Linked DNA regions of Homo sapiens: region 2 is linked to region 1. Evidence: read pairs that join two places in POLR2A ChIA-PET (ENCODE). Cell type or tissue: IMR-90. All regions are shown on one strand. Links, peaks and the distances in the headings refer to the core of each region. The heading gives the core; the rest is flanking DNA. Region 1 has its middle 26 kb from the start of KCNK2. Region 2 has its middle 150 kb from the start of KCNK2.

What was found. Peaks named below come from ENCODE experiments on the same cell type or tissue, not always from the same donor. Only the 100,000 strongest peaks of a DNase experiment are listed, where the experiment ranks them.
Region 2: POLR2A ChIA-PET joins it to region 1 with 12 read pairs; 3 of 35 experiments call an interaction of 5 or more read pairs at or near these places.

The regions. Positions count from the first base shown.
Region 1 is chr1:215,051,598-215,061,561 of GRCh38, forward strand. It overlaps a transcript of KCNK2 not described here. Among named protein-coding and RNA genes, the nearest start is that of KCNK2, 26 kb to the right of the region's middle. RefSeq lists an enhancer at 3,760-4,478. In IMR-90, for the core only: no CTCF peak of the experiment used is centred there; a DNase peak (open chromatin) is centred at 5,184.
Region 2 is chr1:214,929,660-214,939,623 of GRCh38, forward strand. No RefSeq gene overlaps it. Among named protein-coding and RNA genes, the nearest start is that of KCNK2, 150 kb to the right of the region's middle. In IMR-90, for the core only: no CTCF peak of the experiment used is centred there; no DNase peak of the experiment used is centred there.

The DNA of each region.
Region 1 (9,964 bases), core at 2,605-7,604:
ATGCTTGACCAGAAACCTGGAGGACATGAAAGAGTGAGTTCTGGGATATCTGGGGCACAACATTCAGGCTTGGGAAGCAGCAGATGCAAGGTTCTGAAATGGGAATGTAGCATGTTTGGGAATAAAAGAAGATCCGTATATGGCTAGAGTGAAGTGTGTGGCATGGGAGGGTTAGAAAATCATGTCAAGAAAGTAGTAGTTTCCCAGCTCAGGGGGGATCTTGCAGGTGATTAGAACAGTTTATACTTTAATTTGAGGTGAGATAAGAAAATTTTGGATTGTTTTGAATAGATTTGGTAATATAAAAACAAGATATTATTTTAAGTAAAGAATATGCTCACCTGCAAACAGATAACATTTATTATTATTTCTAACATTCAGTAATTTATTCATCCAGCAAACATTTATTAAGTACCTACTATGTGCCAGGTGGCTGCTCTAGCCCATGGGTGATATTGCAGTGAATAATATGGATATGATATTTCCTGTCATGGAGCTTACATTATAGCAGGTGAGACAGGTGAAAAATGAACAAGTAATATAATTTCAAATAGAGATGATGAATGTAAACACACCGAAAATTAACACAGGGTGAAACCGGTGAAACTAGAGAATCATGGATGGGGGCAGGTTGGTTCTAGGTGGTGGTAGAGTGAGCATTTCTCAATGTAGCAAGAAGCCATTAGAAGTTTTTAAGAAGAGAAATGACATAACTTGATTGCAGTTTTAAAAATATCACACTGCCTATAGAGCAGAGGATGGACTGATGGAATGCAATGGAAAAGGACTGTAGTGGTCCAAGTGAGAGAAGCTGTGGCTTAGATCTAGGTCACATGATGGATTTTGTGGGAGAGATTCAGATTCAGGATAAACATTGGAATTTCAGCTTTCAAGACTTGCTATTAGATTCAGTGGTTCTCAACAGGGGGTGATTTTCAACCCCAGTGGATATCTGAAAATGTATGCTCACATTTTTTGGTGATAACTGTGGAGGTGCTACTAGCATACAGAGGCCAGAGATGCTGCTAAATATCCTGAAATGAACAGGACAGCCCTCTACAACAGGAATTGTTAGCCCCCTAAAATGTCAGCAGTGCCAAGGTTGAGAAACCTTGGATTAGAAGTCATGGGAAAGGATTGTAGATTCCTAGGTTTGGGACATCAGCAATGAGAGAATAGTATTTATTAGTCATTTATTTTTGTGATGAGGAAGAATGGAGGAGGAACAGTTTTGCATCATGACTATTGGGTAGAATTAAGTAGCATATGATAGATGAGCATAATTGTGGATATTTCTCTTGAGTTTTTGCCAGAGTACCAGATTCCTCTTTTTTTCTTTTCTATAAACAGTAGTTATGTCAAAGTTGGATGGTTGGATGCAGGAGATGAGCAATAAGTTACTCATTTTCTCCAAAGTCAGAGGATGCAAACTTCTCATGTTCTCACCTGCAGGTTTTTTTGGTTTCTTTTCTTTTCTTTTTTTAAAAAATAAATTTAATTTAATTTTAAGTTCCAGGATATATGTGCAGGACGTGCAGGTTAGTTCAGCCATTTAACGATGAGTCCGTGGCTTCCATTTGTAAAATGCAGGCAAGGTGAACAAGTCCATGGAAAGACATGAAAACCAAACTCTCAGAAGGGAATGCTACATGTCTTTCTTATCCCAGGAAATTCTGCTGGGATAAGAGTGACAGTGACTGATGCATCTTCCCTAGGTATTCTGGGTGGTGGGCAGGGAGATAGCAGAAATCAATCAGTCAACTGACAAATGTTTGAGGCTCTGGCGTGGGCTAGGACCCGGGTTTAGCCATTGGGAACTTTGTTGACTAAGCAGTAAATGAACAAATGAACAGACAAGTAGGTGATAAGAGATAAAGTGGACAAGGCAAATTAAAACAAATGGTGGAAGATGTTAAATGTACAAGATATTGAATGTTTTTCTGAACAGAGAATTCCTCTGGAAAAGTGATATTTCTATGCTTGAACTCAAATCACAATTGCAACCAGGAAATTCTAGCAAATGAAAAATTGATAAATAAATGAATGCTTCCTCTCTTTTGCATTGTGTTTCTAGCTTACAAAGGTAGAGCAAAAGCCTTAGATAGATATTCTTGAACTCAGTACAATCCCTGGCCGAGGCAGGCAGATCACTTAAGGCCAGGAGTTCGAGACCAGCCTGGCCAACATGGCAAAACCCTGTCTCTACTAAAAATACAAAAGTTAGCCGGGCATAGTGATGCATGCCTGTAATCCCAGCTACTCGGGAGGCTGAGGCAGGAGAACCTCTGGAGGCCGGGAGGCGGAGGTTGCAGTGAGCCAAGACAGCACCCCTGCACTCCGGCCTGGGCGACAGAGCAAGACTCCATCTCAAAAAAACAAAGTACAACCCCTGACTGTTGTGCTTTGAGTGTATTGAGGAGTTTAAAGCTGTGAGTTTTCTCAGTTAATCAAAATCAGTTTTCACCTTAAATAAATGATAGCACAGACAGCATAAGATACAAGTCTGTAATTTTTGAGCTGCAGCTATATTATTCGAGCTGTGCTATTTCTCTAGGTATTAATTCATGATTAAAGAAACCTATGATTGCCGATATTTCCCTTAATGCAGAATTGTCAATGTCATGTTCTTTGGTGGAGAGGAATTTGGTAGGTAGAAGACTGTCAAAGGGAGTTTTGAGTCTTTCTCCACCAAGTCTGAAAGAGTTACTTACACACAGCTCCTTTTAAATGTTAGCTCTGATTGCAGAAACCCCCAGGCCAATTTGGAAAACTGGTGAGAGTTTTTCAAAGGCTGCTTTGTCTTCAGGACCATCCCTGCACCAGGAACACGTAATTCATCACATGAGTATAAAAGGTGCCACATTCTGTTCAGTGTATAGGGAACTTAGCTTCCTCACACATATACCAGATGCATGTTTGAGATTTTCGATTCTCCGGTAGGCTGCACTGCACACCCACCGCTGTTCTACCGAGCTTTGCTGGGGACAGGAAAGCACCAACCGTGAGTTACTGTGCAGAGGGAAAAGTTTGCAAGTTCTGTGTCAAGGTAGCCAGGGTGTATTTTTCTATAAATAACAAGTGATAATGCAAACCATGTAAATCTGTGGAGACAATGAAAATATGACCTGAATGGAGACGTGTTTTGAGTTATAAGGGGGGAATTTTTAGCCTTTTTCCACACAAACCAATCAAGGCTTGCTCAAAAAGACTCTTCTCAGTGCATGTGTACTTTAAATTGTTTTTCATTTTTTCTAATGTATTCTTCCCACAAGGTTTGTTTCTACTTGTCTTTACCAAATACTATGAATGTTCATGTAACCATATCATTAAATCACTAATTTGAACCTTGAGCACACAACTCAAGTGTTAAATCACTAATTTGAATAATGAACATAGAATTAAAATTCTGTGGTAATTGGATCAGATGGATTGCTTATTTAGGCACATTATATGAATATCATAACTTATTATTAAATCTAAAATACATGGAAACTGTGAAAGTTTTGACCTTGAATAACTAGTTTGTGTTATTTTAAAAGTATCTATGGTACTTTGTCTCTTAAAATATACCACCAGTATACCTGGGTACACCTCAAAGAAAGACTTAAGATTTATCACTCTTTGAGTCTGTTCATGGCACCTTTACACGAGTGTCTTTTATGTCCCAATCACTGTTTGCAATTAGAAATTCTCAGTACATGCTCAGAATGTGTTCCCATTTCACAGAGGATATGACACATATCAGTTATTCATGAATACAAAGTAAGCTATGAAAAAGAACTAAAAAAGGAATGTTGCACTGCTCATTGGTTTTAAACAAGATGCAATACAGCATCCCCACAGAACTGCTTCTGTAGCTTCAAGTACATTTACATTCTCAGGAGCTCATGTAGGTAACAAAGGAAAGGAACCTGCTTTTCTAGTTACTGGTTGAAGAGCTTTCATTTTATTATGAGGAAGTAAAATAGGCCCCAGGATGCCCTTTACAGCTTCCTATATTCTTTAAGGTCTCACTTTTCTCCACTTGAATAAAGAGAAAGTTTTCTAGTCTTTCTTCTTTCCATGCTTTCCTCCCACCCTCCATTCATGGCAGTTCAAACGCTTTGCTTCCTGGTTGGATTTCTGTATCTGGTAGGAATGTTTGTTAGGTCTAGCAGAGGAATGCTTGGCACCTGCCATTGACCTTTTGATGTACTTGAGAAATGGCTACAACCAATGAACGTGGAAATTTAAATTCAGTGATTATACATGGCATTGTCCTTGATGGATTCTTCCCTTGTGGCACAGAAAACTCCTGGAGATTTCTCTTTTATGTACAATGGCTTGTGGGCTGCAAATCCTAAAGTCAAAGTTAGGCTTTAAAAATTTAAAGCCTAAGGTCACCTCAAAGATAAATTCATCTGCGTTTCATTTTTAAAAATATGTCAGCTGGGAGTGGTGGCTCATGCCTGTAATCCCAGCACTTTGGGAGGCCAAGGTGAGCAGATCAGCCACTGAAGTCAGGAATTCGAGACCAGCCTGACCAAGATGGAGAAACCCCGTCTCTACTAAAAATACAAAATTAGCCGGGCATGGTGGTGCATGCTTGTAATCCTAGCTACTCAGGAAGCTGAGGCAGGAGAGTCGCTTGAACCCAGGAGAGGGAGGTTACAGTGAGCCGAGATCGCGCCATTGCACTCCAGCCTGGGCAACAAGAGTGAAACTCCATCTCAAAAAAAAAAAAAAAGGAAAGAAATTCATATTACCTGAAGGGGTGGCTTATAATGACACTAAAAATAAAAGAAAACTAGAGGCATAAGATTATCAAGAGTACCTTGTTGTATACATAAACTGGGAGATGGAGGTTGCAGGGAGCCAAGATTGTACCACTATACTCCAGGCAACAGAGTGAGACTCAGTCTCAAAAAAAAAAAAAAAAAAAAAAAGAAGAAGAAGGAGAGAAATGAGTTAATACAATAATGCCATAGTCATGTAAATGTTTTAATGTATAAAAGATTTGTAAAGGATTGTGTCCACTCTTTTTTTTTTTTTTTTTTTTGGTAGTGATGGGGTCTCCTTATGTTGCCCAGACTGGTTTTGCACTCCTGGACTCAAATGATCCTCCTGCCTCAGCCTCCTGAAGTGTTGGGATTACAGGCATGAGCCATCACATCCAGTCATCCACTCTATTTTCGAGGCAGGATGTACATGGGGTAAAAAGTTCAGTCAGGCTGCAGAGACCACAGAACCACATTCAAATCCTGCTTACTATCCCAGAAGCTGAACTGCTTTATAGATAGAATAGGAATATATGAGTAATTATCTAAAATGTTTACTATCATAGAAACTAAACTGCTTTATAGGTAGAATAGGAATAATATGAGTATTTATCTAAAATGTTTATTTAAGAACTACATGTAAATGACTTAACCTCTATCTAGCTAAGAGTGAGTTTGTGTAAGTTTATTACTTTGCCTTTTCATTCTTTTTTAAATGTATACACTGCTACTCCTTTCCTAAACCTGCCCCTAGCCATTTCCTAGCTATATTCATTGTGTTGCCTATTACCCCAAAGTTGGATTAAGCCCATGCTTGGGACAATAGCAAACCAGAGGTACAAGTATTTTTTTTTTTTTTTTGGAGTGAAGTTGAGATATGCATATTTAAGCATAAAAGAGTTATAGGATAATCATATTTTTTTAAAAAAGATGCAAAATGATCTTTTAAGTGCTTATAACCCTGGTTAGGCATACAACAAATGTCCCATAAATGCAGAGGAACTGAACTGGAGGTCAGGGTAGAAGGAGCAGGGCAGAAGGAGTAGAGTCTCTGCAAACAGCATGGCTTTGGGTGTGACAGCTGAGGCAGGACCCACATGGGTGACAGTGAAATATATGGTTTCTGCCTCAATCTGTATCTGTACATTAGGAACAGTGATTTTGTGGAGTGGAAGCTACAGTGACCTGCTTTTATGTTGACTCCACCACTGAAGTTCTTTCTGCTTGAATAGTCTATAGCTTCTATTTTCTGTTTATAATAATAGAAAATTCCATATTAACAATGGCAAGATGGAAGAAACAAAGGTAAGAGAAGAAAGCTTGGGGGCTGCATCAGGGAGAGAAAGGGCAGTGCAGGAAGGAGAAGGGTGCTGTACAGCAGTGGAGGATAGGATGAGAACACTGCCTTCAGAGTCAGACAGACCTGTTTGCACATTTTGGCTTTGCTCCCTGGCCTGGCAACTTTGGGCAAGCTGCTTCATCTCACCAAGCCCAAAGGGGGTTAATCATATCTTCCTTACAGGGAAGCTGCAAGAAATAATTCAGACAATAAATGTGTACCAGTTTAGTGCTCAGTGAATAGTAGTGACAATGAGGGTGATGGTGAGGGGGATGCTGACAATATGATGGTGAGGATGATGAAGGGCAAAAGTGAGAATAATAAAGAGATGGAGAAGCAGCCCCAGGAATAGGGAGTGGGAAAGTAGACTATGAGGAATGAAAAGGGAAAAGGAGAACATGAGAAATTTGTTTTTGAATGCTAGTGGACCTAATTGAAGCTTTGCCTCAAGCTCTCTTCTAGGATACCATCTCTCTGTCCTTCTCACAGCCATGCCCCTTCACTAGATAAATACTTGCAATTCACTGGTTGGCAGAGGTCCTCACTCCTCATGTTTGTGACTTTTTCCCTCTTCCTTTTTTCCTTTTAGGGGATACAGGATTGCACCTTGCACTTCTGTCTTTTAGCAGCAGGAGCTGAGAGTTAATTGAAGACAGAATGCAGGACCATTAGTTATGCAGATTGGAGTTGGATATATGCTTTTTCTCCTCTATATATCTTTTCAGAGAATTCGTGATTCCTCTTTCTCTCACCCATCAATAATTCTAAATCCTGTTACTTTTACTTCCAAAGTATGCGCTAAACTTATCCACTACCTGTTTCTACTACCTCACTACCACAAGGATTTCTATAACGACCTTTGTTTCCATTTTTGCCTCCTTCAATCTTTCTTCAAAGATAAAGTAATCCCCCACTTCCAATTAAACCTTTGCAGTGGCTTCCCATTGTACTATGTTTAAAATCCAAACCCTTTCTCCTTGTTTACAAAGCCCTACATAATCGCCCCCCTGACCTTTCCAATTTCATTCCACTTTTCTCCTTGCAATCTACCCTGGAGCCACAGTGAAGATGTTTTTCTCTATGTTTCTTGAACTTGCCAAGTGTTGTTCTTTTCCCCTTTAGGGCCTTTTGAATGCCTGTTTCTTTTCTTTCTTATCTTCATAGCCAGACTCCTTCTTGTCATCCTGATTTTAGCTTAGAAGTCACTCTCTGAGGGGCTTTAGATGACCTCTCCATGTGAAAGTCACTCAGTCTTTTGAGTCACAGTCCACTATTTTGTTTCTTTACATGAGCTCTTCTCACTTGTTTTTCTGTTGTGTGTGAGTGTATGTATGTATGTGTGTGTGTATGCACATATACATGTGTATATATATATACACACATACATATATATATTCGTGTATATATATACACACACATACATATATATATTCGTGTATATATATACACACACATATATATATATACACACACACATACATATTTATTTCCCCCTGTCCCTAGAATTTTAGCTCCAGGAGAGCAGAGGCCTTGCCCATCTAGTTCACAGAATCTTTCCCTAGTGCCAAGAGATGTGTGCAGCATATAATCTGAACCTAATTATTACTTTAGTGAACGCTGCTGAATTAATGATTTAACCTCTGAACACAGAATCCTTGCCAGTATTTGAAATTTATAGGTAATCAACCCTATATTTAAGCCAATAAGTCTGAAAGCCTTCCGAGTGCTCCCTTAATTTGGTAAGTTAGTAATGAGTAAAATTTGCTAAGTCAATAGTCAGAAAAATAGCATTATATACTATATAGAGAAAAATATTAATAAGATATTTTCTACTTTCAATGTACACACAGTTCTCCCAAGTCAGCTCAAGGTATCCATCGCCTTGGGGTGAAATTGGGATTAGAAATGTTTGGAGACTGTTGAAAGAGAAATGATTTTCTAAAATTCTATAGCTCCCATTTAATGGTTCAAAAGGCCTGGCCCAACTAGATCACAGAATTTTATTTGTGGGCAAAAAGAAGAGGAAGTAAAAGACAAGGCCATGTTATCTGGGCCTAGACAAGGGGAGAAAGATAGAAAAGAAGAACTGGGAGGTAGAAGGTCAGAATCCAGAAATGCATCCTCTTCTCTCCTCTGGTCTGAACCCCAGGACTTCAGATGTGTGTGTTACATAAGCCTGGGGAACACCCATGGCTGACGTTCTGTGGCATCTGTTCCCTTTTAGAGAGGAGACCCTCCAGCAGGGAGGTGCTGAGGCAATGTAGACAGATGGGCATGGGGCTTCCGATGCAGTTGACGGCACATCAGCATGGCCAGGGACATGGAGTGTCCAGGTTGTGACAGAAAGTAAAGGTACTCCCTCCTCTTAGTTGTGATATTTGCTCCCTTCACTTTCCCTGTGGCTCAGGTACTGAGGTGAGAGCCAACAGGCCTGCCCTGGACCTGTAGACCTGGCAGAGATTCAGTCCGCAGTGCCAGCCAGAAAGCGCTGAGAGGAGGCTAAATGAGCAGGCAGAACCTCGGCCGCAACTAAACAGAGAAAAATGAGTCTAGATGTATTGGCCAGAGGAGTCAAGGGGAGATGCTAGCAGTAGGCTCCAGGAGAGACCAGGCTGATACTTCAGAGGCATCAGCTAATGCACAACGAAGGCGTGGCATGACCAGTTGATTCTATCCTCCTGCCACCAAGAGATGAGGTAAATATTTTCTTGTAGCCTAGACACTGTCTTTGAAAGGATCAAAAGAAGAAAAGAGTCTGAAGGCCAGTGCAAATGTTCCCAAAGGACTGAGTAACACCTAGATGCAGGGTATACGTTATTGGCTCAAAAATATACTTTAAAACTTAATTGGATCCGGTTTCCTTTTAAGAAACGTTCATGCCATGTAGGAGGTGAGGGCTTTGAGGAAGATCAGAGTAGCCGTAGAAAAAAATTATGAATCTATATTTATCTACATGCCCGGGAGCAGTGTGTGTTACTTTTGTATCAACTAGTCCACAGTGTTCACTTGAAACTCATTCTTTGTTCTGATGACTTGGGTGTTCATTGAATATAAATTACCTTCTCTATAAAATATGGGACTAATAATATTAGCACAGAATCTGGTTTCTTAGGTACATCATTATAAAAATATGAAAGAATAAATTTAGGAACACAATGAACTATTTAAGCTAAATATTAAGACTATATGATTGTGCAACTAGAAGATTATTTATATATTTTTAAAATTTCTAAGTAAGTTTTCTGATTACAGAAGACATGAATGTTAGGAAAACTTGGATCACACAACTGTATTTTAATAGAAATACATACCTTCAAAAATAGTATTTAACGTGTATATAATATACAACAACATATAGATATTATGATTTTTTGACCATTGCTCTAATGATGAACATAAACTTACTACACCATTTTTCCTATTAGAAATACTTTTGTGTATACATAAAACTTTGCAATTTTATCTAATCAGTCAGGAAATGGTAATATGTTAACTAGCTTATATGAGAATGAAAGTTCAGTATTAATGGATTTGTCATTACCACCAAGTATCAACTTCAAACAATATGGCCTTGGCTTAATTGTCAAAATGTTTTGAAGCATCTGCTTTCAGCTTTCATGTAAAAAAAAAAATCAAGTTTGTCATTCTTTAAATTTTGAAATTAGTTAGAAGTGTGAGTTTACCAGTATTTATATGGTTTATTTCTTTTTCAAATTTAGTTTCAATGTTCCTCTTAAAGGGACTTTGGTTTTTTGGGAGGAATGGGTTCAGAAATAAGACTATCACATGTTTCTGGGTTTAAAAGTTAAAAGAAAAAAAATCTCCAGACAAAGAACAAGTATTTTAATTGCTTTACTGGCATGGGATT
Region 2 (9,964 bases), core at 3,399-8,398, 120 kb before region 1:
CTGGTGTGCTGCACCCATTAACTCGTCATTTAGCATTAGGTATATTTCCTAATGCTATCCCTCCCCCCCTCCCCCCACCCCACAACAGTCCCCAGAGTGTGATGTTCCCCTTCCTGTGTCCATGTGTTCTCATTGTTCAATTCCTACCTATGAGTGAGAACATGCTGTGTTTGGTTTTTTGTCCTTGCGATAGTTTACTGAGAATGATGATTTCCAATTTCATCCATGTCCCTACAAAGGACATGAACTCATCCTTTTTTATGGCTGCATAGTATTCCATGGTGTATATGTGCCACATTTTCTTAATCCAGTCTATCATTGTTGGACATTTGGCTTGGTTCCAAGTCTTTGCTATTGTGAATAGTGCCGCAATAAACATACATGTGCATATGTCTTTATAGCAGCATGATTTATAGTCCTTTGGGTATATACCCAGTAATGGGATGGCTGGGTCAAATGGTATTTCTAGTTCTAGATCCCTGAGGAATCGCCACACTGACTTCCACAATGGTTGAACTAGTTTACAGTCCCACCAACAGTGTAAAAGTGTTCCTATTTCTCCACCTCCTCTCCAGTACCTGTTGTTTCCTGACTTTTTAATGATCGCCATTCTAACTGGTGTGAGATGGTATCTCATTATGGTTTTGATTTGCATTTCTCTGATGGCCAGTGATGGTGAGCATTTTTTCATGTGTTTTTTGGCTGCATAAATGTCTTCTTTTGAGAAGTGTCTGTTCATATCCTTCGCCCACTTTTTGATGGGGTTGTTTGTTTTTTTCTTGTAAATTTGTTTGAGTTCATTGTAGATTCTGGATATTAGCCCTTTGTCAGATGAGTAGGTTGCGAAAATTTTCTCCCATTCTGTAGGTTGCCTGTTCACTGTGATGGTAGTTTCTTTCGCTGTGCAGAAGCTCTTTAGTTTAATTAGATCCCATTTGTCAATTTTGTCTTTTGTTGCCATTGCTTTTGGTGTTTTAGACATGAAGTCCTTGCCCATGCCTATGTCCTGAATGGTAATGCCTAGGTTTTCTTCTAGGGTTTTTATGGTTTTAGGTCTAACATTTAAGTCTTTAATCCATCTTGAATTAATTTTTGTATAAGGTGTAAGGAAGGGATCCAGTTTCAGCTTTCTACATATGGCTAGCCGGTTTTCCCAGCACCATTTATTAAATAGGGAATCCTTTCCCCATTGCTTGTTTTTGTCAGGTTTGTCAAAGATCAGATAGTTGTAGGTATGCGGCATTATTTCTGAGGGCTCTGTTCTGGTCCATTGATCTATAGCTCTGTTTTGGTACCAGTACCATGCTGTTTTGGTTACTGTAGCCTTGTAGTATAGTTTGAAGTCAGGTAGCGTGATGCCTCCAGCTTTGTTCTTTTGGCTTAGGATTGACTTGGCAATGCGGGCTCTTTTTTGGTTCCATAAGAACTTTAAAGTAGTTTTTTCCAATTCTGTGAAGAAAGTTATTGGTAGCTTGATGGGGATGGCATTGAATCTATAAATTACCTTGGGCAGTATGGCCATTTTCACGATATTGATTCTTCCTACCCATGAGCATGGAATGTTCTTCCATTTGTTTGTATCCTCTTTTATTTCATTGAGCAGTGGTTTGTAGTTCTCCTTGAAGAGCTCCTTCACGTCCCTTGTAAGTTGGATTCCTAGGTATTTTATTCTCTTTGAAGCAATTGTGAAGCATTCCCTTTGAAAACTGGCATGAGACAGGGATGCCCTCTCTCACCACTCCTATTCAACATAGTGTTGGAAGTTCTGGCCAGGGCAATTAGGCAGGAGAAGGTAATAAAGGGTATTCAATTAGGAAAAGAGGAAGTCAAATTGTCCGTGTTTGCAGATGACATGATTGTATATCTAGGCGTGCTAGATTTCTATGTGCAGCCCTAGCAGGTCTGGTAAATGGGATGACTGGACATTGGCACTGCTTTTGTGATACTCATTGACTTAGGGTACAAATTTCTTCATAAGACATTACTGTATTAACTTCTCATCATCTGTCCACCTCCAGCCCACTAAAATCATGATAAATGAAATAGTAAGTATAAATGAATTCTACCCATTTGTAAATTTCATTTTAAAAATTTTGAATATCGATAAAAAAGTCTGCTATTTCCTTGATCTCTTTTCCAACAGGATTAGAAAGTGGTTAAGGAAGATTTAAGATTGAAATATTAAATCTTGTTTTTTCAGCTTCTAGTGCCTTTCTGTCTACCTTGCTATATTATTAAAATCCAGTCCACCTTATCTCTATCATGTAATTAGGTTTTGTTGGATCAAAGTAGTGGTAACAACAACAACAACAATTTGAACACCATTTTCCAAGTACTTGTTACTAGCACTTCAAAATGTTATCTTATTTAATTCTCATAACTACCCTCAGAAGAACCTGTTACTATCTGTGTTTCGTAAGTGAGTAAACTGAAACTCAGAGAGGGCAAGGAACTTGTCCATGGATACATAGCAAATAGATGGTCAGTCTTTGAATTAAACCCAAATCTGTCTGACTCCAAATCCAAAGCTCTAAAAAAACATGATCGCTTTTCCACTCTGTAGTAAAAGCATTACCCAGATCTGCCATCTCCCTCAAATCTCTATGTCTCTTGTCCTCAATATTTTGCGAAGCCTACTTCATATAATGAAGCTTATGTTTTATTTTTTCTTTAAATATTTGAGTCATTGCCTATGTAGTTACTGATCAAATTTTTTTTTTCCATAGGAACTTTATATCTTAATACTTCAGTCATACAACAGAACTATCATCAGCAATAAATTTATTTATGAGTTCACTTACAAAAAAATTTCTCAAAGCATTAAGATGTACTTTTTTATATACTTTAAATTCTGGGATACATGTGCAGAACATGCAGGTTTGTTACATAGGCATACACGTGCCATGGTGGTTTGCTGCAGCCATCAACCCGTCATCTACATTGGGTATTTCTTCTAATGCTATCCCTCCCCTAGCCCCGCACCCCCAAAAGGCCCCTAATAGGATTGGTTTATCTGGTTTCTCTGCTCGCTATACTTTTGAAGCAGCAGACTAGATGTGAAAGCACATTGAGGAAGGCTGGAAGTGGTAGATGACAACTCTTTTATCCTACTCAAAATAAAAGTTTATTTCAGTTTTTATATTTTCTCGACAAGTGAGGAAGGTAACAGAAAAAAATAACAGAAGCTGACACAAAAATGTAAATTAGGCAAATAAGTAAATAGTTCTGTCAATCTCAGGGGACCCTAGGGTGTGATTATATTGTAGTACATTATAGTGTCTGCTGTTTATATTGATGATTTTGAGCCATTATGTTCCGTATATATGCTCTCTTTAAAATGGTATGCTTTGGTTATAAATTAGATTGAATAGTAAACATTTTTGTGATTGAGAGAATAAACCAAAAGTTAGAAATCCATTATTTGGAAAGACCTAGTCTCCAATGGATTCCTGCTTTGCTCTGGTAGGGATCAAACCCCATGAATATCAGAATCTACCACTTAATTTACTTCCAAAGTATTTTGGAGTAGTTAATGGATATAATGTCAGTTTTCTCTCTTTAGTTGGTTTGACTGCATGTTCCTCTCTTCTCTAGAGTGGGAGTGTATGGGATTTGGAGTAGTTCAGGTAAATATGAATCCCAGCACTGTGGCCTTGGGCAGAATTTTCACCTCCCTTTACTAGAGTGTGGTAGCTACATACATATATATATATATGTATGTGTGTTTACATATATATGTATGTATGTGTGTACATACACATATACACAGACCTATATTTGCTAAACATGTTTTTCCCACTTAGTGTGGTAACTGAACTCTTCTTTTCTGTAGGAAACTCTTCATGTGACTTTGTTGAGACTGCAATACCCTCTCACTGCGTGGGTGGCACGTGACTCGTGGCACGTGACTCAGGCCTTGTCAGGGTACCCCATTCAAGTGATTGGTCCAGGTATGAGTATATGATCCAAGTCAAACCAATCCTCAAGACTTTTCTCTAGAATTACCAGGAATAAGGCACCCTTTCACCCCACTGGGATTTCCAGCTGTAAGAATGATGTTAGCATGGAACTTTAGTGGTCATTTTTTTTACACACAGAGAGAGCCTATCTGAGAATAACACCAAAACATGGGAAAGAGAGCTGATAAATGAAGCCATAGAAATATGATGATAATCTTGAATTTGTGGACTCAGCCAGAACTGAAGACCCTGTAGACTTCCCAGGTATATGAACCAACTAAATTAAGTTGGATTTTTGGGACTTGCACCCCCAAAACTCCTTATTTGTATATTCCCTAAGCTTCGGTTTTCTAATTCATAAAATGAAGATGGGTTAATTATGCCATCGAGTAAGATTTTGATAAAACTAAGTTGTATATGTAAACTACACAGTCCACAATAAATGAACTTTGAATTCAACAGCAAACAAGCTCTCAGATTTTCTCCATAACAGACCCTCTCACTTCGGCTCCTCTCCCTGGCTCCCAGCTGATAGCTATGATTCTTGCTTTTCCTGGATGGCTCACTTCACTGTGGGCTGCTTTTCCCTAGCAGAGTTGGTCAGGGAGCCTCCTCCTGCTCTTGGCAGGCACACGTTCTTAAGAAGAAATGGTCTCTGTCCTGCCGTGCACTGAAATTGTGAAAGATCTCACCTAGGGAAGACAGCAATTCTCTCAAGAATTCCTAAGAAGACCACGTTTAAAGCACCGATGAGCTGATTTTGGTCCTGGTTCAGGAACATCTGGAGGAGCAGCTGTGGATGACAAGAACGTGTTTATCTCTTTTGAAAAGAAAAAGTGGTGGACAGGCAAGGTCCTTAGGTAGTGCTGCCCGGCAGAATAGAGGTCTGTTCCCATCATCCAAATTTGGGGTGGAAAATAATTGAGTAAAAACACAGCTTGTTTTTAAATCAAATAGCCTAAAGCTTAATGAATTGGGAAGGTAGAAAAAGAGAACTGAAATTATTCAAGCCATTTGCCTTTGTGCCTCCCATCCACTGCTAATATTGTAATAGTAAGGATCTATAAAGTCTATCAGCATTGATCTCAACATTTTCTCCACTGGCAAAACCTAAGCTTCTTCCTTATTTTAGCAAGATTAATTCCTTTGGGGTTGTATTTGGGAGATGGTATTATTGATGACTTGAAAAAGTCCCCAGAATTTACTATACCCCTTACAAGTAGGTTTTTTTTTTTTCTTTCTTTTGGCAAGATTGAAAAGACTGGACAATGACTTTTTCACAAATGAATTCAGTAGCTTGGGCTTCAACCTTATAAATTTATGATCATGGCTTTTAAAAGAATTTTTTTTAAAGTGCCTGTCCTTGTATTTCCCAAAACTAGTAAAAATAAAAGTTAAGTATTTATGATACTTGGAAAAAAAAGGAGACAAGTTGCAATTTTATAGTCTAAACTCTGACTGTAATAGCCATGCATTTTTACTCTTGCAGTCAAGTCACCAAGGGCTTTTTTTCCTTCATCATAAACAGATGAAGCTTCAAGAAAATCAAGAGGAATTGGAATCTGGTAATAAATGAACTGTAGCCATGTTACATTAATTATTGTTACTCATTTTCTAATATTCCTTTGTGGGGAGACTTTACAAAAAATCAATTCTAGACTACTTATCAATGGTAGTGGAAAGGAGAAATTCAGTCTATTTTTAAGAGGGAGAAAAATCCTTGCAAAACATACGGGTTTAGCTTTATAGGAAACAGTTTCTAGACAAACATAGATGAATGATTTAACAGCAGCAGGGCATCCATTTATGTAAATACTGAACTGTGGGACTCAAAAAAAACAAACTCAAAGAAAAACATTATTAATCAGCTTGAGTTTTTCCCCCCCATCAACTTTCTGAAAGAACAAACAGAACAACATTAAGGAACACTTTCAACAAGAACAGCAAGCAAGACACAGTTTAGTGTTGCCCTGGATAAAACTTTCCAGAGTTTCAGGAACCTTCTCTTAGCTATTCTTCATTTTCATGCATAATCTATGTGAAAATAGTCAAATACCAAAATGCTCTAATGTCCTAATTGTTTTCCCATTAGAATACTTCCTGTTTAACTTCCTGTTGACCCAACAATTATGCTGCGCCCCTTTATTAAATAAAAGTAGGTTTTAAAAATATACCTGATTTAGAGTATAGTTTACACACAAATATTTAAAGTTTCTTTTTTTTGTAGAAAGATAACATAAAGAGTCTTAGCTAAAGATGTTATGTTAACTAAATATACAAAGTGAAGTGCAGATTTAAGATGCTTTTCTGAATAACCTAGGCCTGAAAAACTTTCACCTAAAATAGGCAGGACATTGGAAGAGAATAGCTTTTGTTCCTTGATTTATCACTGTATTTTTCTTCACCTAATGCAGTGTAAGTCCAAATCTGTGTAAAAGTAGCTACCCTGAGAGTCACATGACACTCTGGCACCCATTGGAAAATGTTCAGCACATCACACCTTACCATGCAGAGGGGAGGATCACATGGCTGAATCTCTCTTCAGCCAATCATTTTTGTACTCTTTTTCTTTAGATAGTTTTCATACATGAATCGAAATTCATGGCAGAGTTGAGATGAGGCACGGAATGAAAACAAAACTGTCTACATTCTCCTAAATAATATTATTGACTATGCGGTTAATGTACTTAGATTATTAGGTGACCAATGTTAATTTGTATCTCTATTTGAATGTCTCTTACATGTCTTTGATAGTGTTAAATGTTGTATTTAACTGTAGTTTTCAATGCCAAAGATGCCTTTTGCTGTATTCTTATAAATAACTAGGTATAAGTGCATTTTAAAAGTTCAGTAAACTGTAATAGGTAATTTCTCAAACACGCTTAATGTGCACTTATAAAAATGTGACCGATATTGATGAAAATTTCAATACAAATAGTTACATTAAAAATAGCTTCTTAATGAGACTATCACTTTTAGTGTTTAGTAAACTTTCTACATTAGAGATTCATATGACTTAACATTGCTAACAACAGATAATCTTAAGTGTGTGAGTATACCTGTGTGTGTTGTAGACCCCTTTAGAAAAACTAAGCATTCTAATTGGCTTAGTTTATATTACTTTTATGATTACCTTTACATTGACTCTTCACAACATTTAATAAACAATCATTTATCTGCCATTAGTAATCCTAGTTATAGGCATTTTTAGCTATTTGAGAATTTGTTATTAATGGGGTTTTGTAAACTATTACAGAGGAATTCTTTGGAGAATGAGATTACTTTTCTGTTTTTTTTTCTTGTATGACGAAAAATAATTAGCAACTTTTCACAGTCAAATAGCTAGCTTTTTAAAAGCGTTTAAGTCATTACAGTTTGTGCACAGCTTAAAATACCATCTAAACAACATTATAATTAACAGTGGAACATTTTAAAAAATCACTCTATTTACTTGCAATCTTCTCTTTCAACAAGCTTTTTATTTTTCTGAACTTTCTTCTAATCCTGTCTATATTTTTATAACGTTTTAAGCAGTTTGAATTATAAAACATGAATTTGTAAGGTATATAAATATATATACCTGTTATACATAATATATATGTATACACATATGCATTGTATTTTTGAATAATTTTTTATGTTATTTATTTATTTATTTATTTTTGAGACAGAGTGTGACAGCCCATGTTGGTGTGCAGTGGCGCAATCTCAGCTCACTGCAACCTCTGCCTCCTTGGTTCAAGCCATTCTCCTACCTCAGCCTTCCCAGTAGCTGGGATTATAGGCGCGTGCCACCAAGCCCGGCTAATTTTTGTATTTTTAGTAGAGGTGGGTTTCACCATGTTGGCCAGGCTGGTCTTGGGTCTCGAATTCCTGACCTAATGATCCTCCCACCTTGGCCTCCCAATTTTTTATTATTTTTGTAGAGATGGGTTTTCCTGTGTTGCCCAGGCTGGTCCCAAACTCCTGAGCTCAAGTGATCCTCCCACTTCGGCCTCCCAAAGTGCTGGGATTATAGGTGTGAGCCCCCACACCCGGCCTATGTTATATTGAAAGTACACTCCTATTGTTCTTACTGCGGGTTGTTGGGTTTTCAGCTTTGGTTTTTTGCAGTGCTTTAGTCTGTGCTTTTTGGATATCTACATTTATACATGAAAAATAAATGTGGGTTTTGGGACATTAACATTTTTGTTTTAAACTAGAAAACATCTGAAAACAAAATAGCCCTTTTTGTTACTTCACCTTAAATTCTACATTTTCTGATCATAAGGATGAAATGTGGTTTGACAAACAGAAAGTTGGATGAAAACAAGTATTGTGATTTTTTGTTCTTATGAACTTCTGCTAGTAACTGAATGTAGCCCTGAACATGAACTTATATCTATACTATTCCTATCCTGGCTGTTCTGGTGCACACTGAAGAATTTAATCATGTCAGTTGTCTGTTTCTTGAGTTTTCATTTGCAGGAAATCAAAGGAGAGAACATTAAACAGAGACATGCTCTAATCCTGACGTTAATTAGCTGTGGAGCCCAAACATGCAATTAATTAGTAGCTCGTTTTTGCCTCTACTAATAATTTTCTGCATGTTCATTATGCATTAAGCACTGTGCCAACTACTTTACCTATGTTTTCTCCTTTAATTCTCCTAGTGAGCCTTCAGTGTAAGTCCCATTTTGCAGATAAAGAAAAAAATTTCCTAGAGATCAAGCCCTTGCCCAAAGGCACCTAACTTTACAAAGCTCTGCAGTAGAACCATGGTTTGAGTCCAGGCATTCTGACTCCATAGCAGATACATGTAACCGCTAAACTGCCTTTTACTCAAGAATAAAAAGTTTGATAAACTCTCAACTGTTGGCAGGCACAGTGGCTCATGCCTGTAATCCCAGCACTTTGGGAGGCCAAGGCAGGTGGATCACCTGAGGTCAGGAGTTTGAGACCATCCTGGCCAATATGGTGAAACCTGGTCTCTACTAAAAATACAAAAATTAGCCAGGCATGGTGGTGCATGCCTGTAGTCCCAGCTGCTCAGGAGGCTGAATCAGGATAATTGCTTGAACCCGGGAGGCAGATGTTGTAGTGAGCTGAGATTGCACCACTGCACTCCAGCCTGGGTGACAGAGAGAGACTCCATCCCAAAACAAAAACAAACAAACAAACAAAAAACAATGAAAATATTGAAAGGATCTTATTTCTGTCATTGTCCAGAGATTTAAATTTCAACATCAGGACCATTAGTCTGGTAAATGTATTCCTGAGCCTATGATAGAGGTGTCTCATTTCTTTTGACATTATGGTTTTGTGCATACAGTATATTGCATGACTCTGCATAAAACATACTGATATATCTTGTATATCAGGCCTATGATATGGTCCTTCACCATCTGCTTAAGAGATTAGATTTCTTTCTTGCAGGACCCTGGGTATATTTGGAGGAAACTGAATTCAAATATTGCTCAGTTTTCTCTGTGTAGATGACTCAAAGATTTATGAAACAAAAGAGAAGATAACACAGATGCTGCTCATGTTATGTTATTACCACAGCACTATGGCTAAGTACTTAGCATTTGCTACAAATGATGGAGCTGGCTCAATATAGTGGAGGTCTCAGGGCCTGTGTTATATGGCATGTCCAGCACCAGGAGTGACAGCAAGGTACATGTAGACCATTCCTCCCAGGGTGAGCTGATAATAGTTAAATCATTATTTGCAGCTAATCTAGAGTCTACAGCCATCTAAGGAAACATTATCTGAGTCTCTCATGGCATCAGTGAAAAACAAAGCAATAATTTATCTCTGACTACTGAGAAGGTGGAAATGCAATATAACAATAACTAGTCCTACATAGGACATAGTTACATATTACAAAAGAGTTTACTCTCCATGAATAAGGTTACTTTCTTTCTCTTTCTTTCTCTCTCTACTTCCTTCCTTCCTTCCTTCTTTCTTTCTGTTTCTTTCTTCTTCTTTTTTTTTTTTTTTTGACAGAGTCTCACTCTGTCGCC